Regions from separate parts of the Mus musculus genome. Here all the other regions are linked to region 3. The links are chromatin loops, found by intact Hi-C in ENCODE. Cell type or tissue: heart. All regions are shown on one strand.

The links. A loop is a pair of places that touch in the nucleus more often than their neighbours do. Peaks named below come from ENCODE experiments on the same cell type or tissue, not always from the same donor. Only the 100,000 strongest peaks of a DNase experiment are listed, where the experiment ranks them.
Region 1: it touches region 3 in a loop (3-fold over the local background); 2 of 42 quality-filtered maps call a loop at or near these places.
Region 2: a loop joins it to region 3, with 2.9 times the contacts of the local background. A loop is called at or near these places in 6 of 42 quality-filtered maps.
Region 4: a loop joins it to region 3, with 2.5 times the contacts of the local background. A loop is called at or near these places in 18 of 42 quality-filtered maps.
Region 5: a loop joins it to region 3, with 11 times the contacts of the local background. A loop is called at or near these places in 32 of 42 quality-filtered maps.
Region 6: it touches region 3 in a loop (3.0-fold over the local background); 7 of 42 quality-filtered maps call a loop at or near these places.

Annotation. Positions count from the first base shown.
Region 1 is chr2:131,158,422-131,163,421 of GRCm38, forward strand. It overlaps 1700037H04Rik (RIKEN cDNA 1700037H04 gene), which reads right to left and starts at 1,660. Exons shown (of 6, transcript NM_026091.3): 1 at 1,532-1,660. It overlaps Gm14232 (a long non-coding RNA gene), which reads left to right. Exons shown (of 3, transcript XR_003954063.1): 2 at 1,084-1,305. In heart, a CTCF peak has its summit at 2,568; DNase peaks (open chromatin) are centred at 1,730 and 2,640; H3K4me3 peaks cover 2,734 bases; H3K27ac peaks cover 2,658 bases.
Region 2 is chr2:131,187,871-131,192,870 of GRCm38, forward strand. Cdc25b (cell division cycle 25B) reads left to right here. Exons shown (of 16, transcript NM_023117.4): 2 at 236-357; 3 at 1,209-1,260; 4 at 3,275-3,316; 5 at 3,480-3,516; 6 at 3,726-3,851; 7 at 3,943-4,065; 8 at 4,687-4,818. Among named protein-coding and RNA genes, the nearest start is that of Cdc25b, 3.4 kb to the left of the region's middle. In heart, no CTCF peak of the experiment used is centred here; a DNase peak (open chromatin) is centred at 2,951; H3K4me3 peaks cover 733 bases; H3K27ac peaks cover 2,271 bases.
Region 3 is chr2:131,414,555-131,419,554 of GRCm38, forward strand. It overlaps the pseudogene LOC115489428. Among named protein-coding and RNA genes, the nearest start is that of Rnf24, 64 kb to the left of the region's middle. In heart, CTCF peaks have their summits at 2,136 (motif pointing left) and 2,337; a DNase peak (open chromatin) is centred at 2,157; H3K27me3 peaks cover 92 bases.
Region 4 is chr2:131,349,944-131,354,943 of GRCm38, forward strand. It overlaps Rnf24 (ring finger protein 24), which reads right to left and starts at 2,949. Exons shown (of 6, transcript NM_178607.4): 1 at 2,793-2,949. It overlaps Gm30590 (a long non-coding RNA gene), which reads left to right and starts at 2,889. Exons shown (of 2, transcript XR_374984.2): 1 at 2,889-3,235. In heart, no CTCF peak of the experiment used is centred here; a DNase peak (open chromatin) is centred at 2,928; H3K4me3 peaks cover 2,290 bases; H3K27ac peaks cover 2,049 bases; H3K27me3 peaks cover 825 bases.
Region 5 is chr2:131,094,457-131,099,456 of GRCm38, forward strand. No RefSeq gene overlaps it. Among named protein-coding and RNA genes, the nearest start is that of Gm30378, 6.5 kb to the right of the region's middle. In heart, no CTCF peak of the experiment used is centred here; DNase peaks (open chromatin) are centred at 585 and 2,195; H3K4me3 peaks cover 329 bases; H3K27ac peaks cover 2,247 bases.
Region 6 is chr2:131,178,072-131,183,071 of GRCm38, forward strand. It overlaps Cenpb (centromere protein B), which reads right to left and starts at 1,996. Exons shown (of 1, transcript NM_007682.3): 1 at 1-1,996. The coding sequence starts at 1,805. The coding sequence ends at 6. In heart, CTCF peaks have their summits at 2,134 and 2,339; DNase peaks (open chromatin) are centred at 50, 1,000, 1,700 and 2,160; H3K4me3 peaks cover 2,766 bases; H3K27ac peaks cover 2,312 bases.

The sequences.
Region 1 (5,000 bases), 260 kb before region 3:
GCATGTGGGTAAACAGGTGGTGGTTATGGAAAAATCCAGGGTCTTCGGTGTCATAAGGCCTTTTTCATTGTCCAGTCCAGGCTGCCCTGTTCTAGCACTCAAGCTCCAAGCTAAGAGGCAAAGGTGATCTACCCATGGCAAAACGGAACTCTTGCATTGTGACACTCTCTCTCCCTTCTGATTACCTACCTCTTCCCAGAGGCAGCCTTTAAGCCCCAAGGTATCACAGAGCCAATTTCAGCTTGCGTTGTGCTGTGTGGCTGGGAGCACAGCCCCAAACCTTTTACCGTCTCCTCTCTGAATCATTCTTCAACCACCATTCCCAACCCCATAAAAGCCCTTTCTATGTCAGAGCAGTAAACAACCTTCAATTCTTCCTACCACCTCCCCTACACCCATCCAGGGACCCAGTCACAGCTCAATCATCAGCCCAGCAGAAGCACTTATCCAACCTCCCCTTAAAGCTCAAAGAACACCCACTGAAGTCTCAGACAGGGAGTGCTACATGGAGGTCGCATGTGGAAGCAATCTTTCATCTCCTCAGCCTTGACCTATCTTTGGAGCCCCCTTCCCCAAAGCCAGGGATGCAAGGACGGTAATAGGTGTTTACTCTCACAAACAGTGGAGGGAAGGGTTGACCTGTGAAAAGGGTGTTAGTCCCTCCTGTCTACCAACCTGTGTGGTTCTCCTCTGCCTAGCATTCACTTCCCACATCCCCCTCTGACATCAAAGGAGGCTGCTTGGATTCATCTGGCCTCTAGATTGACTCTTTCACCCAAGAAGCAGAGACACGGGTGAAAGCTGCTCCTACCCCCCACCCACCCACCCACCACCCACCCAGCCCACCCCACCCCACCCCAGTGCAAAGCAATGCCCTACCTTCACATCCCACCACCAAGATTAAAGAGGAAAGACTCAAGCTGTCCAACCGAGCCCTGTTCACTAACAGGAGCACTGGTCCAGAACCTAAATCCAACCATTTCTGTGAGACACTGGAGAGGCTCTGGCTCTGGCCCTCTGGCCTTTCCTACCGCCATCCCTGTGGGTGTGGCACGCCCCACCTCAGTGTTATTGTTTTCTCAGGGGACAAGAGCAGCAGAACGGGCCTCAGACGTACCCACACCAAGAGCAAGGCCGCGGATCTGTCCATCTGAGATAATGCCCTGCGCTCTCTGAGCTCGCCAGGCTGACGCAGGAGTCTCTGGAGCCGACACTCCCAACATCAACATCCTCCTCATGATCGTGCCCGGGCACCGGAGGCTCAGAGGCTACTCTTCCAAGGTCACATAGAGCCACGAGGACCAGGTAGGAACGGGACGTCAGCCACATTTACGCCCCCACCCTCAGGTGTCACTTGTACCCTGCCCGCTAACCGTCATTTGTACCCAGGACCCCACATCCCCCACCCCATCCCGCTTCTACAGAGTTCCTCAGGCTAGAAAGCAAAGCCTCCAGCTCCAGCACAGCTGAGGATCTCAGACCCAGGAGCCGTCTCTGGTGAACTAGACGGAGCCCGGAGGGCCCATCTCACCTTGCAGGCGAGCCCCGCGGCCAGGCGGTCAGAAACGACCGCGGAGGCGGCGGTAGCAGCAGCAGAACGGGCTGGAGAGCGCGAGGAAGAGCCCCGCGCCGCATCAGCCTCGCGCCACGCCCTCTCCTCCTTCATTGGCTTGAGGGGCGTTGAGGGGCGGGGCTAGGGCACTTCAGACCAATGAGCTGTCTCTGAGATCCACCAATTAACGACGAGATTCCACATCACGTGTGCGCGGAGGCTGAGCCCCACGAGTCGACGTCACCCCAGCGGCACGAGCTTGGGTGATGAAGCGGGATGGGAGCTATGTTGGAACCGCTGCTGGAAACCGACCAGAGCGACCTTCCCCATGAGGTTTCCGATCCGCGGCAGTTTTGTCTAGGAGTTAAGCAGTCACCTTTCCTACTGGACTGAGTCTGGATTTCGGTCTTCCTTTCCCACCCATTCCCTATTCCAAATAAGCATTAGAACAAAGAAGGCACGCGGCGTAGGAAGGGGGGAAGGGAGCGTACGCGGGCGCCCCCGGGGACAGGAGCTTCTGCTCCTGGTCTCCAAGGAGGCGGTCGCCATGGCAGCGGGATGCGTCTCGACCCACCCGACAGGGTGTGGGCGTCTTCGTAGAGCACTTACTAAGGCTTGTGGATTTTTGCCACAGGCCCACCTGTCCGTGTGCGACTATCTCTATCCTTATATACACTGATTAGGACAAGAGGTTTAAAGTGCCGAAAGAGCAGTCAGAACACACAGGTTCCCGATCCTTCCAACTTAACTAGCGGAGACAGGCCTTGGACCGCTGAGAGCTTGCTTGTTTTTCCGATAGAATGTGGTCGCTGCCTGTAAGAGTCCTCAAGGTCCGACTCTTCCGTGTCCTTATGGCTGTTAACCTGACTCGGATCTTGTGTTCGCACGCTGGTAACAAATAGTCTTTCTGTGCTATTGTTTTCATAGCGTTACTTCAGAGGGCCCAGTGCTTCCCTGCTGTCTTCAGCAGGGCTTCTCAAACTTTTTATCGTTGTTTTGGATGGTACGTGCGCTCCCTACTGTTGAGAAAATTCTGTCCTCCAGAGCGGACATTGAGAACTTTTCATTCTAATCCCAGCCTACTCAACCCCTACTCCCACCTTTCCAGAAGCCCCGTGGTGTGTTCCATATCTGTTCTTTTCCAAGTCAGCAGACAGTGCCTCCAAAGTATCCTGAAGGCCACCACGCCAGGCAAAAGCAGCCTGCAGATGTATAGCCCCCGGAGACTTTTATAAATACTTTTCTTCCCATCTTCTTGCCCCTCATCCTACTTCTTCACAAAGGATTCTCATTTCCAGTCTTCTTTTGAAATATCAGATCTAACAACACATTCTCACATTTACATTCAAAACAAGAACCAAGGGCTTTGGGGGTAGCGGTCCCTGCCTTTCTGGAACGTCAGTTTACCATAGTCCCCTCTGATTCCTATTTCTCGCGTTTATTTTACTGCCTAGGTGTGTGTTGATTTTCAGTTTCAGGATTCCTGTTTCCCTTTTGCTGCTTTTCACTTGAAACCCATCTCTTGGTGAGCTCTATCGAAAGCAGAATAATCGCTAACAGTTTACTGTCTGAGGCAATTTTCTAATTGTCAACTCCTTTTAACATACTTTCTGAATATGTACGATAGGTAAGTTAATGTGCTAACAGACTCCCAAAGCAAGACACCCCTAGCTTACTGTGAGACCACCACACAAAAAGAACTGTGGTTTCTTGATCTTGCCAATACTCCTCATGTTCCTAGACTAAGCATCTTGGGTACCTGGGAAAACCTGTGATATGGAGCTGCCTGTACTAAAGCATGCTACATGTCTCCAGGAAAGGCCACAAATGGTTTTGGAAAGTTGCCTGGGGAAAATAAGGCTTTGAGTGCCGACAGAACACCAAGATAGAAGTTCTATGGCTGTTTCTCATTGTTCTCAGTGGGCCCGTGCACTGAGACGGTATGGCAACATCAGAAGTGCCCAGACCTATAAGGAGCTTCCTGGGCCCAAGGCCTTATTATCCAAAGCTAGGACAGCAGTCTCTATAGAGTTGAGGGCTGTAGATGAGAAGAGATGAGCAACTGCAGGTTAGGCAAACTCCACTTCCAGCTCTGAGTAGTCTGAACTTTATGAAATAAAAAAAAAACTATAATAAATCTCCTTGGAAAACTAATAATATGTAATAAAGTTGATAGATGCTTGGGGGCTAGAGAAATGCTTAGTAGATAAGAGAATTTGCTGCTCTAAGAGCAGGATTTGAGCTGGTCAGTGGTGGCACATGCCTTTAATCCCAGCACTTGAGAGGCAGAGGCAGGTGGATTTCCGAGTTCAAGGCCTACCTGGTTTACAGAGTGAGTTCCAGGACAGCCAGGGCTACACAGAGAAACCCTGTCTTGAAACAAAACAAAAGACCAGGATTTGAGCCTGGTGGTGGTGGCACACACTTTTAATCTCAGAACTCGGGAGGCAGAGACAGGTGAACCTCTGAGTTTGAGGCCAGCCTGGTCTACAAGAACAGCCAGAGCTATTACACAGAGAAACCCTGTTTCAGAAACAAACAAACCAATAAACCAGGATTTGGTTCCCAACACCCACTTACAACTGCCTGTAATTCCAATTCCAAGAGATCTGATTCCCTCTTCTGGTATCCTTGGACTCTGCACACATGTGGTTACACATACAGACAAGCCCATGCACATGCACGCACACACACAAACACACACAAATAAAAATTTGTTTGAGCAGGGCAGTGGTGGCACATGCCTTTAATCCCAGCACTTAGGAGGCAGAGGCAGGCGGATTTCTGAGTTCGAGGCCAGACTGGTCTACAAATTGAGTTCCAGGGCAGCCAGGGCTATATAGAAAAACCCTGTCTCAAAAAAACAAAAACAAAAACAAAAACAAGTTTGATAGATGCTAAAAATATTACATTATTTCTCTTGTGCACAGGCACACACACATGGTTCCATGTGTGTCTGTGTGTGTGTGTGTGTGTGTGTGTGTGTGTGTGTGTATCAAAGCATTTGTAATAGGCCCTGTGATGGTTTAAATATGCTTGGCCCAGGGAGTGGCACTATTTGTAGGTGTGGCCTTGTTGAAGTAGGTGTGGCCTAGTTGGAGTGGTGTGTCACTGTGGGCATGTATTTTTAAGACCCTCATCCTAGCTGCCTGGAAGTCAGTCTTCTCCTAGTGGCCTTCAGATGAAGATGTAGAACTCTCAGCTCCTCTTGACTGGATGCTGTCATGCTCCCACCTTGATGATGATGGACTGTAGCTCTGAACCTGTAAGCCAGCCACAATTAAATGTTGTCCTTATAAGAGTCGCCTTGGCGTGGTGGCGCATGCCTTTAATCCCAGCACTTGGGAGGCAGAGGCAGGTGGATTCCTGAGTTCGAGGCCAGCCTGGTCTACAGAGTGAGTTCCAGGACACCCAGGGCTATACAGAGAAACCCTGTCTCAAAAAACCA
Region 2 (5,000 bases), 230 kb before region 3:
CGCTCTTCCAGACCCTTAGAAGGGTCTTTCCTGAACCAGTCAAACCAGAGAAGACGCTCCTGGGCCTCAGTGGAATGAAAATCTTTGACCTGAGATACAGGCTAGTCCTAGGATCACCTCTCCGTGATAATGGGCCTGTCATAGTTAGGGAATACATGGGAGCATGGACCCATCAGCTTCCAAATCCAACATCCATTTCTTTTTCTCCTCCTCTGTGCCTCTTCTCCTTTCCTAGTGAGCCTCCAAAAGCTCAAGTAGGAAGCCTGTCGTTCCAGAACAGGCTGGCAGACCTATCCCTGTCCAGGCGCACCTCTGAGTGCTCCCTGTCATCTGAGTCCTCAGAATCTTCGGATGCAGGTAAGGTCCAGGGCCCCTAGTAGGGGTCCCACACACCACCACCACCACCACCACCACCACCACCACCACCAGAAGAGATCCGAGAACTTCCTGGACCTTCTAAATTCTCTGCCCATTAGATCACCGTCCTTTCCACAGCCTGATGGACCCAGAGTCTTTTCCCACCTTGCCTTCAAAACTATGAAGAAAACAAACCTCTTGTGGGTCTTACCACACCCAATCTAAACTGGGAGCCTGAGGAAGGATGGCTCTTGGTAGGAGATGGTATCTTACCTATTTGAAACCTAGCGGTGAAGCCACTAAACTACAGCTCCACCCAGAAGGCACTCAGTACCAAAAGTCGGTCCTTGTGAAACATTCTCTTAAGCTGTAGCTTTTTCTCCTTAGAAAACCATTATCAAATGCTTAGGAAGCCTTGTACTTAAAAAATAAAAACAGGGCTGGCAAGATGGCTCAGCGGCGAAGAGCACTGACTGCTTTTCTGAAGGTCCTGAGTTCAAATCCCAGCAACCACATGGTAGCTCACAACCATCTGTAATGAGATCTGATACCCTCTTCTGGTGTGTCTGAAGAGAGCTACAGTGTACTTACATATAATAATAAATAAATCTTTAAAAACAAACAAACAAAAAACAAAAGCAAAACAAAAACTGTAGATACCTTTTCCATAGTAAATGGAGACTGTAGCCCTGTGTCCTTTTGGGGGCAATGTCCCATGCTTAGGGTTCATAAGTAGGTTTTGTTTCATTAAGGTATGTCTTGATCTTAAGTAGAAAGAGGTTTCTCTATCTTGGGGGAAAAGTAAGCAGGGAGGGCTGCTACTTGCAAGCCAAGGTTCTCTGTCCCACCAGGTCTGTGCATGGACTCCCCCAGCCCTGTGGACCCGCAGATGGCAGAGCGCACGTGAGTGGGGAAGGGAGGGGTCCCACCACTGAGGACTTGGTACCTGCCCTTGAGGACCTATCTTTCTTTTTTGACTTTTAACTATGTGTTATATGTTTCTCTACATGGGGATATGTGTACGCAAGTGTGTGGTCCTAGAGAGGCCAGAGAGGCCGTTGGAACCCTTGGGGCTGGAATTCCAGGTTGTTGTGAGCTGCCGTATATGGGTGCTGGGTACTGAACTCAGATCTCTGCAAGAATAACAAATATTCTCAGTCACTGAGCCACTCAGTCCCTCTCCAGCCGCCAGTATCCTGCTTTCTTACAGGGAAGCCAAATAATCAGCAGGCTCCTGAGGCTCCCTATTGTGAGGGGTTGGTTTCTTCCTAAGCCTTGAGAACTGGCTCCCTATTTAGAGAAGGGCCAGATATTGTATTAGCTATCATTGTCACTTGGAAAAAACGATGTCCCTTGTGTTCCCATTTTTCCTTTTCCCCTGTACACATTCTTTGTACATGTGAAGTTTTTTTTTCCAACTTAAAAATATGGTCCTGCTGGGTGTGGTGGCCCATATCTGTAATCCCAGCACTCAGGAACCTCAGACAGAAAGATAGGCAGCTCAAGGCCAATATGGTAAGATCAGATCTCAAGACCTAGGCCAAACAAAAATCGTGTTGCAGACTGGCCGGACTGGCTTGCCTCAGCAGCAGCTCCCAGTCTTTAATGACACTTGACACTTTTGACCAGGCTTTTTGCCATAGGGAATGGAGAGAGAAAACTGGTCTTGGCTCTGAGCAGACACCTCTTCCTTGGCTATGGCACAGTAGAGCCCTCTAGAGCACACCTGTTCCCATCCAGCTGCTGGAGTAGCTGTCAGTCATTAGGAGGGACAGCTGGGCACTGCCAGCCAGAGCTTCTAGCTTAGGGTGGCCGTTACTGTTTCCTCCTGATGTCTTTGATCAGACTGTGCTGGTCTCGGGGTTTATTCACAAACAGGAAGCTGAGAATTGGGTGGGGATGGGAGGAGTGTAGGTTGTTTTTTTTGGTGACAACACAGATAGATCCCTCACCTCTAAGGCCCTGCTACAAATTGTACACAGGCCTCTCTGAGGGCCACTTGGGCACTAAGTGCCTTGCTAGTCTGCACTTACTTTCCACTATTTACAGTTTCTCAGAAAGAAGCTGGTCTCTCTCTCTTTCTCTCTCTCTCTCTCTCTCTCTCTCTCTCTCTCTCTGTGTGTGTGTGTGTGTGTGTGTGTGTGTGTGTGTGTAAGCTCCACACGACAGGTGCTCCAGTCACATTGGAAGGCAGGGCCTGTATGTAGAAACCGATGCTTCAGCCTCAAATGGAACATCTGTCGGAATTCCTTGCCGGCTGGCCTCTTCTAAGACAGAAGGAAGGGGTGAAACAGAGGTTGGGTCTTAGGAAATTCCACAGGAGGGAGGAAAGAATGTAATCCTGTATACATGTCGTCGCTAAAGGGTCTGCTGGGCTGATCCAGAAAGACACCGAAGCAGCTCCTGCCCTGGAGGGAGCCAGGCCAGTTTTTCCTAGCAAAAAGGGAAACCCAACATTGCTGGCATCCACCCCCAGGGTCACCTACATTACGGGGTACCTTTATCCTGTTGTCATGGCATGGATCAGTGCCTTTCATGGTGGCCATATGGCCCCACTAAGGTAATTTGCATACAGGTGGAAAGCCTGTGCTAGTGTGTGCAGGCAGGCGAGACTGTTGCCTTGGTGATGTCTTAATGACCCTGTGACCTGCCCCAGCTGTCTCCATCCCTGCCTTTCTCTGGGCCTGCTTTTCATTCAAGGCAGTCCTTAAAATCCCAGGCTGCCTCAAACCCTTCATCCTTGGTCCCTGGTCCCACCAACAGGGCGCCCTTTTCCACTCTCCCCTCCCCTAGCCTAAACATTAGCCCTTGTCCTTGTCCTTATTGTGGGCCCTTTGGGGATGGGCCTGGCTTGGGCCTGAGGCTTGGGGTAGATGTTGGACTACAGGTGAAATGGGTCATTTCTGCTCTCTCCTAGGTTTGAACAGGCCATTCAGGCAGCCAGTCGGGTCATTCAAAAGTGAGTCTTTCCATCCTTCCCTAACCACTTCCTGCTGTCTCATGCGATGCAGATGCCCTGGGTGTGAGGAAATCCTGCCTGCTTTAAGTCACTGCCCCCCCCCCCCCCGCCCCGGTTCCATAGCTCTGAACCGTTTTTTGTTTGTTTGTTTGTTTGTTTGCAGTGAGCAGTTTACCATAAAACGCTTCCGATCCTTACCAGTGAGTGTCCTCCAAGGCCTGACAGGGAGCTTAGGCATCCTGGTTGGCATGGACATCATGGGGGTACCTGTGAGAGGTGTTTGAAGTAGCCAGGCATTCCTGTACCAGTTGGGGGAGGTGGGGTTTCATCTGGCGGGCTGCGGAGTCGGAGCATTCTGTGATACCCAGAATGCAGCCTTTAGTAATTACTGCCCCGTCTGGTCCCCTAGGTGAGGCTGCTGGAACACAGTCCGGTGCTGCAGAGCATCACCAACTCCCGAGCACTGGACAGCTGGAGGAAAACTGAAGCAGGCTACCGAGCCGCCGCCAATAGTCCTGGGGAGGACAAAGAGAATGTGCGCTTCCAGAGACCAAGATGGAGGAGCTCCAGGGAGAGAAGGGTACACTCGGTTTATCCTGATAGTTCCTCTCCAATCTTGCCCACAGGATGGATATATCTTCAAGATGCCACAGGAGCTCCCTCATTCCAGCTCTGCCCAAGCTTTGGCAGAATGGGTCAGCCGCAGACAGGCCTTTACCCAGAGGCCCAGCTCAGCCCCTGACTTGATGGTACATAAAGAAAATCAGGCCAAGAAACAACTCTGGGGAGAGGTGGTGGCTGGAGAGATGGCTCAGTGGTTAAAAGCACTGGTTGTTCTTCCAGAGGTCCTGGCTCAATTCCCAGCACCCAACCCACCTCATAACCCTCTATAATACCAGTCCCAGAGGACCTAACACCCTCTTCTGGCTTCTCTAGGCACTGTTTGGAAATGGTGCACAGACATATGTGCAGGCAAAATACCCATACACATAAAATAAAGTTAAAAATTAAAATAAAAAAAAAATCTGGGTATGGTGGTGTATACCTTTAATCCCTTCACTTTGGAGTTCAAGGCCAGCCTGACCTACAGAGTGAGTTCTAGGACAGCCAAGGCTACACAGAGAAACCCTGTCTCGAAAATAAATAAATAAATAAATAAATAAAGCTATAAATATATATTACTTATTTATATATAAATATGTTCATATATTTATAATATAAAATAATTTTAAAATATAAATAAATAAAAGCTAAAAAAATTTAAAGAGGTAGTAGGAGAAGAAAAAGGTGGTCTAGACTCCTTCCTCATCAACCACCCAGGAGTGACAGGTCCCCACCTGAGTATTCTGTGCTTGTTGTCATTTGGACAGTGTCTTACCACTGAGTGGAAGATGGAAGTAGAGGAGCTGAGCCCGGTGGCACAGTCTTCTTCCTTGACTCCTGTCGAAAGGGCTTCTGAAGAAGATGACGGATTTGTGGACATCCTGGAGAGTGATTTAAAGGTAAACAGCCTTGGTCCGCAGGCCCCTACTTGTTCCCCGCTTGGACAACCCAGACAATCAGCAAGACTACAACCTTACCCCAATGCCAGAAGAATTTGAGGGAACTGATATTGACCAATCAGAAGACCAGGTGGGCTGGTGCTACAGAGGAATGGAGGCTAGGCATGACAAAGGTACTTCTC
Region 3 (5,000 bases):
CTGAACCTGTTACCCAAGCAAGATCTTAGCGGAAGATTGACCACACTGCCAGGACCACTGGTTCTTCTAGTAGGTTGGGCACATCATGATGGTGCCAAGCACGTCAGGGGAAGGCAAAGGCCATGTGCTTGGCAGTGGTTGACGATCATCTTGAGCAAGACATAGATTCCGTTCTACCTATCCAGGTATGCAGAGACCACTCAGAATGTATCAGCAGTTTACCAGTTGCTGAAGTTGGGCTAGCCTAGTGCTCATATCAGCCCCTTTGCTACTAGTGTCTCTAGAGCATTTTCAGTCTTACAGTGAGCAGGATCATTTCAGATGGTTCTATTGGCATTCTTGGGGAAGGGATTGTCTTCCTCCTTGAAGATATAAATAACAGATCCAGGTACTCTAGCTGGAGATCACTCAGTGTCCTCTGAAGGGCAGCCTCCACATTTTCCACATCTTCAGGGTGGTGTTTGGTGTTCCACAGCTTGGGTGTTATAAACACCTCTTCATGGGGGATCTCCCTTCCTGGCCCCACATTCTCCTTCAAGGCCTCTCCAGGCTCATTAGATAGCAGGACAATCATTGTGGTGGTGGCCAACACTAAGGGCATATTTAATGGCTGTGTCTGCATGGCCAGACTCTTTCTTCAAGGTTCCCAGACGAATTGGGGGCACCATTGTCCCAGTGTGCAGGAGGACACACGTGAGCACATGAGTGTGGAGGCCGGGCGGGGGAGGGGGGGTTCCTCAGTCACTGTCCACTTTACATGCCGAGGTAGGTCTTCACTTAAATCTAATTCAAGCTCACTGATTTGGCTTGGCTGGCTGGCCAGCTTGCTCCAGGGATCAGACTTCTGTCTCTGTCTCCCAAGCCGTGGGATGACAGGTGGGCTGTTACTCTGCCTAGCATTTACATGGGTGCTGGGGATTTGAACTCTGGCCCTTATGCTTGTGCATCAAATCTATTAAGCCTTCTCCCTAGGCCCTCCTTCTTGGCTTTCTGTCTAGATAGTCTGTTACTGAGAGAGAAGTTAAAATCTTCAACTATGATGTGTTTGTTTCTCCTTCCTATATGTCAACTGACCTTCCATATGCCCTGTATCTCTGTTTGCACACGTGTAGCATTGCTGTGTCTTCTTGGATTGACCATGTTATTGTTATATACTGTTCTTGGACATTTGCCTCACTCTCATATCCTCCCACATCTGTATCTCTGCTACAAGCATAGCCATTCCTGCGCCCGTTTAAGTTTGTGATGTGTAACACATCCACCCTTTCTCTTATTGCCCACCTATAATGTATTTGAAGTGAATTTTGTGTAGCCAACATATAGTTAGGTGATATGTGGGTTTTTTTTAATAAATGAGTATATTTTGTTCATGTTTTGTTTGTTTGTTTGTTTTTGAGGCAGAGTGTTTTCATATAGCCTAGCTGGCCCTGGAGTTCATTATGTAGTCCAGACTGGACTCAAATTCAATATACTCTGTTTTTTGTTTTTTTGTTTTTTTGTTTTTCGAGACAGAGTTTCTCTGTATAGCCCTGGCTGTCCTGGAACTCACTTTGTAGACCAGGCTGTCCTCGAACTCAGAAATCTGCCTGCCTCTGCCTCCCTAGTGCTGGGATTAAAGGCGTGCGCCACCACGCCCGGCTCAATATACTCTTATTCTGACTCCTGAATGCTAGGGATTATGGCAGGAGGGTGTTTGTTTAGACAATGTCTGCTGGATAGTTTAGGGTGGTTTCCAATTCACAATTGCCTGCCTTCCTGCCTTAGCCTCCTGATTACCAGGATTATAGACATGTACCACCACACCTGGCTTGAAGGGACAGAGCTGTTCCAATCTGCTTGCTGAATGACCCCTTATCTTGTCAAAGGTCCGATACATGGCATGTGCTCTGCATAGCTATGGTGGGCTAAGTCCAGCTGTCTGAGGCCATGGTTAGGAGAATGTGAAGGTCAGGTTATTAGAGCACAGGCTACCAGTTTCGACACTTAAACTTGGTTGACTGAGGTAAAGGCATTGCGCCCCCTCTCAATCCAAGGAACCCTCACTGAAAGAGAAAACAGCCCTTGGTTGAGATTCCACAGAGCAAAATCTCAAGGGGAAGAGTGTGCGGGTGCCTGGTCCTAGGCTCAAAGATGCCTCCTTGTGGCAACTGCAGCCTCTGCAGCTCACTGTTGAGCCGATGTAGACTCACCAGGGAACAGGCTTCAGGGCTCATGTCAGTCTCAGCTTTGTCCTCTTTTTAGCGATGTCTTCCTCAAGGAAGACCTTTGGGGAGGGGGAGATGAGCTGTGTGTCTGTCCACCTGCCGTGAAGATTTGCCAGGTCCCCATCGCTGGTCTCCAGGGCTACTTCCTCTGTACAGGGCAGATTCTGAATGCATCAGCCATGGGATCATCTCCCTTGGGCTGCCTTGGTTTTACTCCACTCTCTTACCTCCTCTCTTCTGGATGGTCTTTACTGGACTGTGGATCCCTCCACGGGGATTAGCTACCTGCTGGATTCATCTGGGTGCTCATCTGACTCTCACGGGCCCCACACCTGCAGTTCTGCACTTCCAGGCAGGCCCTTGAAGAGAAAGAGATCTCTACCACTCCACCACCACCGCTTCCAACCTTCCACAAGGTCCTAGCTCCTCAGCTAGGCTTTCTCAGGACATCTCTTTAAACAATATCTCTCCAGGCAGTTTTAGGCATGCTATCTCCTGAGGTAGATGTCATGAACAGAGATGGATACACACTCTGGATACAGGTAGTAGATCAAGACTGATAGAGGCAACCTGGAAATAGGAGAAAGGAGGTGGGCCTCTCTAGAAAAAGATTTATTCTTTATTCAAGACTGAAGAGCTGCAGTCTCTCTGCGGAAGTGGAGATGAAGTGTGTATTGTGTGAGGGCATTGTAGGTTTTTAGGCTGAAAAAGGGGAACTTTGGGGATGGAAGATTCCATCTGCAGATCAGCTCCTCTGCAGCCTGGAAGTGGTAGGTTGTATCAGGTTTGGGATGCCTATCTCCTGTTGGGAAGCCCCCACAGTTGTTATCAGTCAGGTCATCTCCTGTCCAGGGTTTCTCAGTCTACCTGAGGTTTCTGGGTCAGTGACCCTTCCACAGCTGCTTTAGACTGTAGGTCATTGATGAGGATTTCTTGCCAACCTGATCTGGTGGCAATGACAGAAAGCCCATGTCAGTGTCATTCCTTTTGTGCCCATGTGGTCCATGTGCATGCCTTGTACTATTTTGACTCTGAGAAAAGGAAATTTCCCCACCCCCGCAACATAATGTTTTTATTAATTATTTGGGAATTTCGTACACTGCATCCCAGCATACTCGCTCCCTATTCTTCCAGGCCCACCCTCCCACCCTTCCCCCACTCTCAAAAAAAACAAAAAACAAAAAACAAAAAACCAAAGCAAAACAATCCACCAAGTCCAATGTGTGTTGTCCATGTACGCATTGGAGCATGGCCAAACTCTCAGTGGCCAACCCCTTAAAAAAATGTGTCCTCCCCCACCCCCACCCAGCCAGAAGCCATCAACTGTGAAGAGCTATACTTCAGCATCTACCTATCATATGTTTATCACAGTTTGTAAGGGCTCAATCTTCAATGGCTTCCTGTCTGCACTGTTTCTTTTTGAGTGGGACGGGGATAGGTTGTCAGAGAAGCCTTCAACGTCTCTTATTCTCAGGTGAGTCTGCAGTCATTGATGCCCCTGCAAAAGAAGCAGCCTCGTCTGTAGCAGCAGCAGCCTTGCAGGTCATGGGCATCAACATGGCCTCCGGTGGCAGCACAGCCCATAGACTTCAACACGGCCCTTTGTGGCAGCTTTGCATCATTAACATCAGCATGACTCTGGTGAACAGACCACAGATATCATGGCCTCCTGCAGCAACACTGACCCCAGGCGTCAACACAGCCTGAGGCAGCAGCTCAGATTACAGACATCGCATGGACCTCAGTGGCAACAAGGACCACACAAGTCTGGAGGAGACTTGATCCAGAAAATGACAGTTTTTCATCTCAGATACCTTTTGGGTGCTCAGAGTCCGGGTGACTGTAGTTTGTCAACATGTCTGGGCGCAGGAGCTCCAGGCACCTGTCCATCACCCTGTCCTCAGCACCGGCCACCCTGACTGCACCCTGGACATGACTTGGGTGTCCTGGAGCATACTCTGTAGACCAGGCTGGCCCCAGGCTTACAGGAATCTGCCTGACTGTGCCTGAGGGTTAGGGTTAAAGGTGTGCGCCACCACAACTCTTTGAAAGGAGGTTCTTAACGGAATGAGAAAATGATATCTTTACCTTATCTCTTGCCAGCCAAGGAAAGATACCCAGCTAAGTCCGTGAGAGTTGTTTGTTAGAGGATGGCATTTCATTGTCTCCTGGACTAACTTTATTTATAGTCGGAAAAACAGAGATCCTTGGTCAGTCCTTAACCTGGCATCATTGGCCTTCATTGCTTGGGAGTCTTTGGCTTGGTGGGAAGAGATGATTTTTGCTTTGGGGGGACTCATACGAGCTGAGCTTTACTACGGAGGCCGACACTCCACAAGGCCTAGCATTGGGTCTGGATGGTGTGCTATTTACATTTACACAGCTGTGACCAAAATGCCAGAGAGAAGGACTTAAGAGAGGAGGGATAACCTTGGCTCACTGTTTCAGAGGGTCTTGGGCAGAGCATTATGGGAATGTGTAGCAGATGGGATTCTTCAGCTCTCAGTGTTCCGGAAGCAGAGGGAGAAGATGGAAGGGAGGGCCAGAGCAAGATGCAGACATGGCCCCTGTTAGGGCTCACCTGCTAAAGCTTCCAGAAACTACCAAACAGCACCATCAGCTGGGGACCAAGTGTTCCAATACATGGTTTTGTTGGGGGGGGGGGCATTCCACATTCAAACCATAACAGATGGAGAGGAGAGAGAAGACTGGGCACCTGCGCGTCACAGAGGCTCAAGGGGCACTGGTAAGGCCATGCGAGTGGGAGCAAAGGAGTATGGGACCTCTCAGATGCTC
Region 4 (5,000 bases), 65 kb before region 3:
GTTTTGGTTTTGATTAGTTTTTGAAGACAAGGTTTCTCTGTGTAGCCTTGGCTGTCCTGGAACTCACTCTGTAGACCAGGCTGGTCTTTGCTGGGATTAAAGGTGTGAGCCAGCAGCCTGTGTGGGTATGTAAACTTACTTGCCAGAGCAGATGTACTCATCACTGAGCAACCTCTTCAGTCCCAGGTACAGTAATGTTATACTTACATGCTGAGAGGAATGACAGTGGGAAAATAGTAAGCCTGTTTTTCTTTTATTAAACCATTATGTCTTTTGTTTGCTTGAGACTGATCTGTATTATGTAGTCCTAGCTGCCCTGGAATTCAAAGAGGTCCACCTTGCTTCTCCCTCCTGAGTGCTGAGGTTAAAGGCGATCACCATACACCCAGCTTTTAATGTTTCTGTAGGTTCATAAAACTTTCTATGTTCAGAAAAAAAACAGAAACAAACAAACAAACAAAACAAACAAAACCACGGTGATTGTAAGGGACAATAGCCTAGAGTCTGACCTGAGGCTATTCAGGCCACATTCCCTGGCAGAGTGTACTACAACAGCATGTGAGGTACCAGGCCTACCAAAGCAAGGCTGCAGGGAAGTCCTGTGTGATACCAACACATCGAAGATCTATTACGTGTTTGGTTGCGAATTATTATTATTTTAGCAGGGTCTCGTCAGGATCTCTTGTATCCCAGACTGGCCTCAAATTCACTATATAGTCAATCTCCCAAAGGGAGATGGATTACAGGTATGGGCCAGCAAATCTAGTTAATTCCGTCCAAGGGATCAAATCCAGGGTGTTGTGCATGCTAAGCAAGTACTTCGTGTTTGGTCCCTTGAATTAATTTCTGATCACTTAACATTCAGAAACTTTTGATTGCTAATGTTTGTGACTCCCACAGTTATGCAATCCCATATTGGATTGTGACCCACAGTTCACGAAAGAAAGATGCATAAAGCAAGAATTTCATTAAGAATAATGGATTGTCATCCAACCAGTGGAAACTTTCCTTCAAATTAAAAGCAAATGTTTCAGGCAGAGTCTATACATAAACAGATGTTGTGGAGGTTTACATGTCATTTTGTACTGAAATTTTACCAGGGATGAAAATATATGTGACTCAAAAATAAGTAATCTTGAAGAGAATCTTAAAGAAAACTGAACCCACTCAATTATTCATATATAAACTGCATTTTTTTTACCTCCACTATTTTGAATCAAAAGATCATAACAAAAATATTTCAAAAATGTGCTTTTTCACTCTACAAAATTAGAAGGGTAAAAAAGAAACAAAAATATCATTATCCAACTAGAGTAATAACTATCTTCTAAAATTCAAATAATCTTGCTTAAAACAAGATAACAAGGAAAAGTTTGTTGTTTATTGAGACAAGGTCTCATTCTGTGTTATGGCCTGGAAATTACTATGTAAATCAGACTGGCCTTGAAACCACAGAGATCCTACTGCCTCTTCCTCCCAAGTCCAGAGAAGGCATTTTCGGCCACACCTGCCTATCTTAAATACCTCTTTTTAACTGTCTAAGTGAACACACCCTATCAAGTTAAAGCCTATGGAACCCAGCAGCGCTTCCTAGCCTCTTTGGGGACGGAGAAGGGGGGAACCAGGAGCAGGGGCGAGGGGGAATGAAGACAAACAATGGAGGAAAAAAGGGGTGCTTTCTGATAAGTCATGTAAGATGATCTGTTCAGCTAGGCTGCACAACCAAACACACAAAAATTCAGATCAAAGCTAGGGTGCATACCACGGTAATATTTAGGTAATATCCTTTGCCAAAGCATTAAGGGGTGCGGGGCGGGGGCGGGGAGGGCGACGACCGGACTGACAAGAAGGTGGAAAGAACCTGCTAGACCACCTCTTATTAGAGCAGAAAGGCAAGAAACATAATCTGTCTGTATGGAAGAGTGGGGAAAGCAGTGCCCTAGATATATTGGGAGTATTCCTATAGATAGGTACACAAGCACAAAGACCTATTATCATGAACTAAGCCCAGAAAACAATGTTCAGGATGCCGGCGTACCGCCGCTACGTAAATAGATCACCATTAATCGTAAAAGAAAGTGTTCTAAATATACAGAGACATAAGAATGCAGACTCACACTTTCAATGAACAGACCCACTGGTTTTACAATGAGAAACAACGAAACACCAAAAGACCTGTTATCTGAAATAACACCAGAGACGAAGGGGTAAAGATGAAGTTATCTTTACACCTCTTTTCCTTCTGCCCTTTACGACGATCTCAGACGGTCTCATTTCACAGGACACACACCACTAAGGTCTCCGGAAACAAAGCAGGGTCACTAATTCTCTGGCCTGTGGGTGCACGCACGCCCCCCACCCACAAATGATGAGGCCGCCATATGACTTTCATTAATAAATAAGCCAACCAGAGAGGTCTCAGTGTGCCTTGCACGGTGTGACAACCAGGCACGAGACAAGCACCACAAAAGAAGGAGTGGCTCGGGACCAGAAAACCACTGCCACACCGCACCCCCCGAGACCAGCGTCGGTCCCCACCACCGACGCAGAGGCAGCGGCTCCTCCATCCTCCGCCCATCCCGCCTCCCCCGCCCGGGCCCAGCCCGAGGTGACCTCCGGGTGACAGCCCGCGCCGCCCTTTGTGCCTGTATGTGGGGACTAACCCACGGACCCCGGTCTCGGAGGGGGTGCGAGGCCGGCGCGCTGCCCTCAGCATCCCAGAGCCGGACCTGCGGAGCCTGCGCTTCAGCCTCAGCCGCGCGGCGCTCAGGCCCAGCCCTCCCCTCACTCACCCGGGCGACGGGCAGCGGGCGTGCGGGCGGCGGCGCCCGGAGTCAGCTTCTTGCGGTGAACTGCTAGAGCCGCGTCCGTGAGTCCGAGCCGCTGAGCTGGCGGTAGCGACTGCTTAGCTGCGGCCCCGGCGAGGGGCGGGCCCGGCGGGGGAGGGGCGGCGCCGCGCCTCTCATTCATGCCGCGGGGGCGGGGTGTGGGACCCGGATGCCCGGGCAAGTCCCGCCTCCTCACTGAGGGCGCGCGGCTTCATTGTCGGCAAGTGCGCAGGCGCGGCGTCCCTTCCGCTGGGCTACTGGCTGCTCTAGAGGATTGATTCGTGATGCCCAGCTATAAGGTTCATATCTTCTCCGCTGTGTAGTGTTTTCCGTGTATGTGGACGTTCGTAAGAGTTAAAAAAGTAAAGCTTCGCTTCTCGTAGCATCCGGCCCAAGAGTCCTCAAAGGTGAGGTACCCCTAGTTAGATCTTCCACCTGCTGCGCCTGTACAGACAGTGGAAGGAAATATATTTAAGAAACAGTGTGTCCTTTATTTAATTACATCTACTCATTACTCTCGACCCCCAGCTCCTATTCTACACTACAGACAAACTGACTCAGGATTTGGGAGCACTGAGCCCTTGCCTAAATTCTAGCAGGTCAGCGAAAGCATGCAGGAGTTCTCATAGCTACCACTGCTAAAACGGATTAGCAGAGGGTGTGGGTACCGCACCTCAGGCCTCCCTCCCTTAACTTCCCATTTCCCTGGGAGGTATTTCCCCCCCCCCCCCCGCCCCCAATCCTTCTATAAACCATAACTAGTTTGTGACTTTAAATTCATCATGGAAAATGCCCACCAGCCCATTCCTCCAGCTTTAGTAAACCATACATTTCCTAGGAAAGGGGAAGTAAGAAGGACTCAGAATGTTTAATCACAGACCCTCGACCCAACTTCCTCTCTCTCCAAATCAGGCCAACACCTGTGAGCTATTTCCCTTCTCTCCTCCCCACCTCTCCCCTGCCCTCCTCTTCCCTCCTCTCCCCCTCCTTCCCCCGCCCCCCTTCTACCTCTGCTCTCAGGATCCCTGCTGTGTTGTTGCCAGCTTAAAAGTCCTACCTAATTCTGTCACCTTGGCACATAGGCTAAGGCAGATCAGTACCGACATTAGGGTACAAAGCTTTCATATTCTTGGTCTCTTGTTCAAGGAATTGAAATAAAAGCTCTCACCGATGTGTAAAAGTAGCAAGAAAATTTAGTTGAAGCAAAGCAAGGGGGGGGGGGGGAGCAGCAAAGCAAAATAAAAAAAAAAAGAAAGAAAGAAATATTCAGGACACACTACAACGGAGCTGCAGGCCACGTGAGTGAAGATACTCAAGGGCTTGGATTACTATCTCAGGCTTTCTTTTACTGCATTCAAGAGAAGTGTCGCACAAACTAGAGTTGTCCGGGGAGAGGTTACCCCAGTTGAAGAATTACCTCCTTCAGGCTGGACTGAAGGCACCTCTGTGGGGCATATGCTTGATTAATGATTGATGTGGGAGGACCCACCCCTTGTAAGCATATCACCTGCCACCGACTGTAAACCTATACACACCAGGAATCTCCTTTGGAAAATATGTCAGTGGTTGTACTGGCTAGAGCTTTATGTCATATCCACACAGCTAGTGCTATCTGGGAAGAGAAGCCTCAATCGAGAAGATGCTTCCATTAGATTGCTTGTAGGTGAGTCTGCAGAACATTTTCTAGATTACTGGTTGACATGAGAGGGCATGAACCACTGTGGGTGGTATCACACCTGGCCAGGTGGTCCTGGTTGCTATGAGCAAGCCATAGGGCGCAAGCCAGTAAGCAGCACCCTTCCATGGCCTCTGCACCAACTCTTTCTTTCTAATCCCTCCTTTGAGTTCTTTTCTGACTCCCCTCAATGATGGCCTATTTATTACCTGTAAATGTAAGCCAAATAAACCCTTTCCTGCCCAAGTTGTTCTGGTCATGGTGTTTTATCACAGCACTAGGGGAGCAAACTGAAACAATGGTCTTGCTGGGAACAGGATTAGAGCTACTACACTGATCTGTCAGTCGAGACCTGCCCACTGGTGCAATAGCAATGACCATTGTGGTTTAGCTGAATACTTTCTGATTGGACTTGAGGCCTGCCTCACAGGGAGGAATTCATACTTGATACTGTAAACTTGGTCAAAAGCAAGTGGCTGGGGAGGTCACAGACCCTA
Region 5 (5,000 bases), 320 kb before region 3:
AGTCTGTTCTTTTCTAATAAGACACAGAAAGGGAGTGGATCCAGATGATAAGGGAGGAGGGGAAGGAGGGGAAACCATAATCAGAATATTTATACGAGAAAAGAACCCATTTTCAATAAAAGGGGGAAAATTGGCTACAAAACCCAAACCTCCAAATAGCAGCAGTATAAATAAACCAGAATGTGTCTCAAGTTAGCACTGGCATACAGCTTATGTTTGCGTGTGAATGGGTTAAAATAGAGATTTATTACATAGTCCCTGGGTGGCCTTGAACTTGTGATCTTCTTGCCTCAGCTTTCTTAGTGCTTGGATTACAGCTGTGTGCTGCCATGTATCTGGCAACTTGATCATTTTGAAACTGGACTCCTTTGTTTCCAGTCAGCTATATTCAATGAATGCTTCTACTCATGGTCCAAGGTGGCTACTGGTTGCTCCAGCCATTAAGCAAGACAGAGAACCAGCTTTGTAACTGGGTAAATACTACAGATTCATTACTAAGTCCATTCATTTCTCCTACTCAGGCTCTGGGCTCCTGTGAAGGAGCCCCAGCCAGTTTTTGCAGTGTTTGTGCAGAGCCTCCAGCCTCCCCCAGAGGGCGCCAGAGCCCTCTGCTTCCTCCTCCTTCAGATACCAGGGTTTTTTGCATTAGAGGTGTGGGGCTCTTTGCTGGCTAGATTTTTTGAAGGTCCTGGGGGGGCAACTGAGCTCTCATACCTGGATCCAAAACAGGAAGCATGAATCTTTTGGAACATCAAAGCCAATCCCAACAACACACCTCTTCCAGCAAGACCACACTCCTTTTTTTATTATTAGATATTTTCTTCATTTACAATTCAAATGCTATGGTCCCCTATACCCTCCCCCAGCCCTGCTCCCCAACCCACCCCCTCCTGCTTTCTGGCCCTGGCATTTCCCTGTACTGGAGCATATGATCTTCGCAAGACCAAGGGCCTCTCCTCCCATTGATGGCCGCCTAGGCCATCCTCTGCTACATATGCAACTAGAGACACAGTTCTGGGGGCTACTGGTTAGTTCATATTGTTGATCCTCCTATAGGGTTGCCGACCCCTTCAGCTCCTTGGGTATTTTCTCTAGCTCCTCCATTGGGGGCCCTGTGTTCCATACAATAGATGACCGTGAGCATCCACTTCTGTATTTGCCAGGCACTGGCCTAGCCTCACCAGAAACAGCTATATCAGGGTCCTGTCAGCAGAATCTTGCTGGCATCTGCAATAGTGTCTGGGTTTGGTGGTTGTATATGGGATGGATCCCCAGGTGGGGCAGTCTCTGGATGGTCCTTCCTTCCATCTCAGCTCTGAACTTTGTCTTTGTAACTCCTTCCATGGGGTATTTTGTTCCCTATTCTAGGAAGGAACGAAGTATCCACCCTTTGAAGGCCACACTCTTAATCAAACAGCCCCCAACTGGGAACCAAGTATTTAAATACCAGAGTGGTGGGATGTTCAGCCCATCTTGAAGAGCAATAGCTATCTCACCTCCTGCCACAGGGACCACTTGCATAAAGATCAGTTACTAGATGGTGAAGGAGAAAGAGCAGAGAGAGAGGTTGTAAAGTCAGTGAAAGATGAATTGGGTGTAGAAATGCAAGTCTGTAATCCCACACTCAGAGGGTGGAGGCAGGAAGATTGGGGGATCAGGACCTGCTACATGACCCTAATTTAAAACAAACAAACAAACAAACAAACAAGCACAAAACAATAACACCAAGCTTGGTAGTACATGCCTATAATGCCAGCACTTGGGAGGCTGAGGAAGGACAATCTAGAGTTAGAGACCAGCCCATTCTACATAATGAAACAGAAGGAGGGAGGGAGGGAGCCTAGGGGTGTGGCTCAATAGAATTGCCTAGAATGCACAAGGTCCTGAGTTTGACCCCCAGCACTACATGGGGGTGGGGAGTGGGGACAGGGACAGAAGAAGAGGAGAGGGAAGAGGAGAAGAAAAAAGAAGCGGAAGAGGAGGAGGGGGAGGAGAAAGAAGAGGATCGAGAGGAGGAGGAGGAGGAGGAAGAGGAGGAAGAAAGAAAAAATGGATAGTAAACAGCTACTGAGGGCTGGGGCCTGGTGCAGTCCTGGCAGCTTTTTGAGTGCAGTACGTGGAGGCTAAGGAGCCTCCGAGCCAGCTTGTACTATCATCTCCGTTCACAGGAAGCTGAGTCACGGGGAGGTAAAGAAACTGGAGCCGGGGGTTTGTGCAGCAGCTGGGCGGGGATGGAATGTGAACAGGGGCAGCCATTTCCTGAGGCCAGCTCTGAACCACCCAGATACACTGCTGGCTAAAAGAACCAGTAAACAAAAGGTGAGCAGACCGACCCAAACAGAGAACACAAAGAACAGAACGGCTAGGAAAGGGGACATTTTAACGCCATTACATTCATAAAACCATAAAGCAGCCATCAAAGAAAAGAACAGAAATAAGTCCTGGGAATTTTAAATAGAATAGCTAAAAGGAAATTTTAATAGAAAGGAATATGAAATTCTGTGGTTAAGGGTTCCAAAATCAATCCACTCTTCTTTTTTCTAATTGTAATTTATTCTTTGTGTAGGTGTGCATGTACGTGTGTGTGTGTGCGTGTGTGTGTGTATGTACGTGTGTGTGTGCATGTGTGAGTGTATGTGTGTATGAACGTGCATGCATGCATGTGTGTGTACTTGCATGTGAGTATATGCATGTACCTGTGTGTGTGTGTGTGTGTGTGTGTGTGTGTGTGTGTGTGTGTGTGTGTGTGGTTCCGTGAGGTCAGAGGACATCGTTGTGGAGTTGCTTCACTCTTTCTACCTTTAAGGGGTTCTCCTGCTCATGTAGCAAGTGCTTCACGAGTGAGCCTCCTCATCCTCCTTTCACTCCTCTTTACTGGTGAGAGTGTGGGGGAGCTTGGGGACAGAAGGGCCTTGATTTCAACCAAAGCCATATTACCACTAAAATCCCAGTGACAAGAGGATAAGGAGTTCAAAGCCACCAGCCACTACATAGCAAGTTCCAAGCCAGCATGAGAAACAGGGTTTCAAAATACAAACAAACAAAAAGCCCTAGCTCTGTATTCTCTAGTGGATAGGTACAATCAGGCTGGGTCCTGTTTAGTACACAAGAGGGGCATGCTCCCACTGGGAGAAGCCCGGATAAATACAAGACTAAAGGCAGAAGAGAGACACTGTGACCCTGGGTCCTTAAATATATCACCCAGTCCCGGGATTAAGCCTTCCCTAAAGCTAAAAGCTACAAGGGCTCCAATTAATTATCCAATTATCTTTGTCTCCACTGTCTCCATCAGCCCTCAGATGAGCCACTGTGAAGGTAAGCTGCCAGGACTCAGTTGCAAGCTCATCTTTAAGGAGAAACTTACAACAAACTGAAATCACATAATTGCCTTGAGAGAGCAATTCATCAAAGAAAGGTACCAGGAGGGGAAGCCTGGGAGTGTAGCTCAGTAGCTGAGTACATCTCAGAGCCCAAAAGGAATAAAAGAAAAAGGGGGAAGGCAGGAAGAGAGAGAGATGGAGAGGAGGCTAAGAAGGCAGGAAGGGATACTGGCTAAACCCAGTAGTGGGCCCATTCTTCACTTACACAGCACCCAGGCTTGAGAATGTGTGCACGGCAAACAGGCTTGGAGACGCCTGGTTTTTATCACAGGAAGAAATAGAAGAGAACTAGAGAACTAGACGTGGTGGTGCATGCCTTTAATCCCAGAACTAGGGAGGCAGAGACAGGCGAATCCCTGCATTTGAGGCCAGTCTGGTGTACATACAAGTTCCAGGACAGCCAGGGTCACAGAGAGAGACCTGTCTCAAGGAAGAAAGGAAGGGAGAAAGGAAGGGAGGAGGGAGGGAGGAAGGAAGAATGGAAGAAAGGAAGGAAGGAAAGAAGAAAGAGAGAGAGAGAAGGAGGAGGAAGAGGAGGAGGAGGAGGACAAATGGAAGGAAGGAAAGTGTGACTATGCCCACTGCTCTCTCTGCAGTTACTAAAAAGCCTTATTTTCTTTCTACTGTAATCCAAAGAACCATTCTTTCACTAATCCTCACATCCGATTGCCACATCAATGTCATAGGTGGAGAAGTCTCAGTTCTCCTCTTCTTTCCTCCAATAGAGACCCTGGGCAGTCGCTCTGTGTGCTGGGAGTCATCAGAAAGCCCCTTGGAGGGCCTCGAGACCTCTCTGATCAGCTCTCTCTAGCCACAGTGCTTCCTGAGTGATGAGGAGTCTACCCTGGGCATTCCCTCTGTCTGCCCCATGCCTGACCCAGCAGCTCTGATGGGATCTAAAGGCTCCTTGTTCTTACAGAAGCCTGCTGCCCCCAGAGTTGATGGACCCAGCATGTTTAGCCTGAATGACGGAGAGAAAAGCACTGATTTCTTTTGTTGTGGTGGTGGGTTTTTTTTTATTTTATTAATTTATTTACTAATTAAGACAGGATCTCTTTGTAGTACTGATTATCTTGGAGCTCACTATGTAGACCAGGCTGGCCTCAAACTCACAGCGATCTTGCTTCTCTCTCTTGAGTGCTAGGATCTACGGGCTGCACTACCGTGCCCGGCCTCTTTCTTTGCTCAATTCCTATCCCATGTTCTTGGCTTTCTTTCTCCTTTCTCTTCTGCCCAGCCCTTCTGAGACAGACACATTCACCTGAGGGCCTCCCCGTGACATCACACTGGGTTCAACAGTTCTGTCCCCAAATGATGCTTCAATGAGGCTTCCCCCGACACCTCAACACAAACCTCATTTACCAGCCACACAAAATGCCTACCGAGGCCATCCTAACTATGGGTGTCTTTCTATGGCTCCTCCATGGAGCCCCTACTAGAATAACAGACAATAAGTGGAGCCAACACATCCCCCATCAGCTTGAAGAAGCTCCTGACAACATCTAACCTTCCCAAGATTGGATTCTTTGCTCTGTCAGGGAATAATGAGGAGAGCAGGCCATGATAGAGACCAGAGAGAAAACAGTCTCCAATACAAGCCTGACTCTGAAAGAACTCCTG
Region 6 (5,000 bases), 240 kb before region 3:
GCAGCTCAGCTTTGATGTCCAAGACCCCGAACTCCCGCCTGCCTGGCATGGTTCTTCCTAGTCACGTGGACCAGATCGTGTTCCAAATGAAGGATGTGACTCTGCACTCGGTCATCGATGGGGAAGGAGGTCAGGTACCTCTTGACCATGGCAAAGTAAGCCATGGCCTCCCCAAAGCTGGGCACAGGGACCTCATCACCATCCTCATCATCCTCCTCATCTTCATCCTCCTCATCCTCCTCTTCATCGTCCTCCTCTTCATCACTGTCTGAGTCAGAGTCCTCTCCTCCTTCCAGGAAATGGAGAGTGGGGAACTGGGCCTCTTCCTGGACACTATAACCCCCAAAACCACCACTGGCTTCCACTACTCCCTGGGCCCAGTCTTCAGCCTCTAAACCCTCAGAGGAACTTTCTTCCTCCTCTTCATCACTATCATCAACCTCACCTTCCTCTTCTACCTCTTCCTCTCCTTCCTCCTCTCCTTCCCCTCCTTCCTCCTCCCCTTCTTCTTCCTCTTCCTCCTCCTCTTCCCCTTCACCCTCCTCTTCCTCCTCCTCCTCTTCTTCCTCCTCCTCTTCCTCCTCTTCCTCTCCCTCACTCTTGAAGGAAGTGGTGATAGTGGCATTAAGGCCACCTCCAAAACCCGCCTCACGAAAGCAAGTTGCTATGTCCGAGGGCTCCACTGCCTGCCAGGCTGCAGCCACAAAGTGCAGGGCCTCCACAAGGCCCAGTTGCAAGCCTGAGGGATCCTGGCCCTCGAGTGCTGCCATGGCCTTGAGCAACATCGCCTGGCGGTAGTGGCCCTTCACCTGTTGGACCACTCCTCGCTCCAAAGGATGCACGGTGCCAGGAGGGAAGAAGGCCAGCTGCACGTGCCGCAGGCCCGAGGTGTCCAAGGACTGGGCAGCCAGACGGCCGGCCAGCAGAAGGACCCGACGAGATTCTGCTGCCATTCGAGTGTCCAGAGCTTTCAAGTACTTAGCCAGAGCCTGGGTGGTGACTCCACCCTTCGAGTTGGCAGTGTAGTCGCAGGGCAGACCACCTTGCCCTGCACGGGGCTTGGCAGATTTGCCTGCGACCAGTGGGGGAAGCTTCTCGCTGCCATCGGCGTTGGCGCACAGCAAAACGCTAAGGCGCTGGGTGGCCTGGCGCGCCGGTCCATCACCTCCCCAGAGCCCTGAGGCCTGGTCCGACAGAAAGTCGTACCACAGGCTGGTCTCGGTGGCGCTGAACACGTCCTGCGAGGCGTAGCCCTCAGCTACCGACGGCGGCTGCTCCTCCCTCGTGTGCCAGCCGGGTGTGCTCCCACCGCTGCCCTCGGAGGGCACCGTGGCTGGGCCGGCAGGTGCCGCTGGGGCCCGAGGGGCAGAGCTTCGCGCCCGAGAACGGGTCACGCCGCTGCAGGCCACTACACCGTGGCGCCTGCGGAAGCGATCCAGCCAGCCGTTGGAAGCAGTGAAGTCGTCCATGCCCAGCTCCTCCGCTATCCGCAGCGCCTTCTCTTTCAGGATGATGCCCTTGACCGGCAGCCCGGCGGCGCGGATCTGCTGGAACCAAGCGATGAGAAGCCCCTCCAGCTTGTCGTACGGGGACAGCTTGTTGGTCTTGCGGCAGGTGGAGGCCACTCCGTACTTGCGCTCCGACGCCAGGATGGCGCGCTTGTTCTTCAGGATGGTGCTCAGCGTGGACGGCGGGATGTTGAAGCGCCGCGCGATCTCGCCCTTGCGTAGGTCCGGGTTCTCCTCCACCTCCTGGATGATCCGCGACTTCTCCCGGAACGTCAGCTGCCGCCGCTTGGGGCCCATCCCGGCGCGCCCTCCGCCCCGGGGCCCGGCACCGCCGTCGCCGCCCCGGGGCGGGGGGCCCGGGCCCGCGGCGGGGGGGGCACCTGGTGGCCTCTCCGCGCGCCCCGCCCGAGACAAAGCGGCTCGCGGGGCGGCGGCGGGCGGTGGCGAGCGGCGCGGGCGGCAGGACGTGCCCAGCGGGGAGCGCGGCGCGGCGCGGGGCGGAGCGCGCGCGGGATCTCGCGGGAAGCGGGGGGACGCTGGGCGCCGCCTCCCGGACCCCGCGCCGCTGCCCGGACCCGCCGCCGGGGGCGCTGAGGCCCGGACTGTGCGCCTCGGCCACGCGCGGGAAAGGTCATCGGCAGAGACAAAACGCACTTAGGCACCTGGACAGATGCGCAGGGACCTTTTGGTGCTCTCCGGTCTGCTCTTTCCTCCAGAGGCGGCTAGCTGGCATCAGGCTGCTTAGACTGCGTTTTAATTGGTTGGCGTCAAGCGATTAGGATTTTTTGCTACGTGTAAATGCAATTGTCTGTATGCTTCTTTTTAAATAATTGTCTTTATGCATGTGAATGTCTGCCTGTGTGTAGGCGCTCCTGCATGCAGATGCCCAAGCAGACCAGAAGAGGGCTTCAGACAGGAGTAGGATTGCAGGTAATTATGAATTGCAACATGGGTGCTGGGATCCAAACCTCTTGAGAGCAGCCTGTGCACTTTAAGTGCTGCGCCTTTTTCTCAGACACCTAACATGAACTTTAATGGTGTATACTCTTCCAAATGTGAAAGAGCCAATCTATGGTTACGCAGTTATGTTATTGTAAAGACAACATAGCATTTAAATCCACTTGATGGTGTTAATGACATTTTAAAAATTCTAGCAATTTTTGTGATGGCGCATGCCTTAATCCCAGCATGAGGGAGACAGAGGTAGGTGGAGGTTGAGCCAAGCCTGGTCTCCAGGGCTGTTTGTTATGCAGAATACCACTTTCTTGAAAAACAAAAATAAACAAGATCTAGTAATTCAAATCCATAAACACTATTAACATCTGGGTGTTATTGGTTCCCCCCTCCCCATGCAAGTAGCCATATCTAAAACTACAAAAATGCGTATGTACATAAACATCTGTACAAATAAATCTTAAAACCTCCTCCTGCAGGACCAAACACGAAAGTGATGAACCCTTGAGGCAGTGCGCACAGTGCAGTGTTTTGCTTGCCTGTTTTCGTTTTGTTTGAGCAGAGTCTCATTATATAGCCTTGGCTGACCTGGAACTCTGTATTGACCTGTTATGGTCTGAAACTCATGGAGATTCTCCTGCTTTTGCCTCCCCAGTGTTGGGACTAAAGCATGTACCACCATACCAGACAACCCAAGAAACGAGAGAGAGAGAGAGAGAGAGAGAGAGAGAGAGAGAACTCTACAAAGACAAAACTCAAAACAAACAAGCAAAAGACCAGTAAAACAAACAAACAAACAAACAAATACCCAAAAAAGTCTACAAAAATACCATTGAGTTCATTTTGTGTTGACCAACTACACCTGGGCGTGGATCTGCCCTTGAGTGTGGTTGATATACTCTGACATTCCATGGGGAAAAAAACCCTGATTGTCCCTTTGCCAGTGGGTATCAGTTGCAGAGAGCATCTTGGTTTGGTATGGGACACTTTGTCCACTTTCCCTTTCAGTGCTGGGACCTGGTCTGCCTTGAACCTGTGCAGGCCATGTGCATACTGTGAGTTCATATGTGTATCAATCCTGTTGTGTGTGGAAGTCACTATTTCTGTGGAATCATCTCTCACCTCTGGCTCTTTTTTTTTTTTCCAAGATTTATTTTATGTATATGAGTACACTATAGCTGTCTTCAGACACACCAGAAGAGGGCATCAGATCCCATTACAGATGGTTATGAGCCACCATACGGTTTCTGAGAATAGAACTCAGGACCTCTGGAAGAGCAGTCAGTGCTCTTAACCACTGAGCCATCTCTCCAGCCCTCACTTCTGTCTCTTAAACATCATTTTACCTTCTTTTCTGCATAGACCCTTGAGCCCTTTGGTGAGGGTTTTGATAGGTTGCCATGTTTTAAAAAGTCTTGAAAGAGCAGCCTCCAGGATAACGGGCTGAGGAGCTGGGGTAGACAAAGCTTTAGGTCAAGAAACAAAGAGAACCAAGGATAGAGCCCTGGGAGCTTCTGGGTTAAGGGCTCTAGAACAACACACTTAGGAGAAACTGATAAAGACAGAATCAGAAATCAGGTCAGTGTTGTGTTCTGCGAGGCCAGAGAAGAGAGTGTGACTCCCTACTCTTCGGATACACATTTCACTTTCCATGTACATATTGGATCCTGAGTGTCTCTGCCTTTGTCCACATTTCTCATGCTGGTCTTTTCCCTTCTACATGTGCCATAAGGATCAAACTTAGGGCCTCATGTTTGCCAATTGTATGCTCTACCCCCAACCGTATTTTTCCGACCTTTAAGAACTCCACTTTAGTCAAATAGTGGTGGCACAGACCTTTAATCTCAGTGCTTGGGAGGCAGAAGCAAGTGAATTTCTGTGAGTTCAAGACTAGCCTGGTCTACACAGAGTTCCAGGACTGCTAGAACTACACAAAGAAACCGTGTCTCAAAAAACAAAACAAAACAAAACAAAACAAAAAGACCCCACATGTGCTCTGAATGTAAAATCTCTGATAGGTATATTATAAAAGTCTCTCTTGAGTTGCCACACATCTCTGAGCTTAGAAAACGTTTTAGAGACTACTTGTGATTTCCAAGTTTATGAGACTACTTGCAATCTCCAAGTTGGCCGATCTGGCTACACACTCTGCTATATTGCTTCTGGTTTTGGATCTTACACAGAGGCCTTTCCCACCCAAGATATAAAAAGCATTATTCTAAGCTGGGTGTATTGGCACACACCTTTAATCCCAGCATTCAAGAGGCCAATTTCTGAAGCCTGTCTGGTCTACAGGGCAAGTTCTACAGAGAGAACCCGTGACTCAGAAACTCAAGGACAAAAGCATTCTTCTAAAATAGTCTGGGTTTTGTTGTTGTTTTGTGTGGTTTGGTTTGGGGCTTGTTTGTTTGTTTGTTTGTTTGTTTGTTGAGACAAGGTCTCACTATGTAGCCCTAGCTGTCTTGGAACTCTGTGTAGAACAGGCTGGTATGAATTCACAGAGCTGAGTGCTAGAATTGAAGTCTGGTGCCACCACAC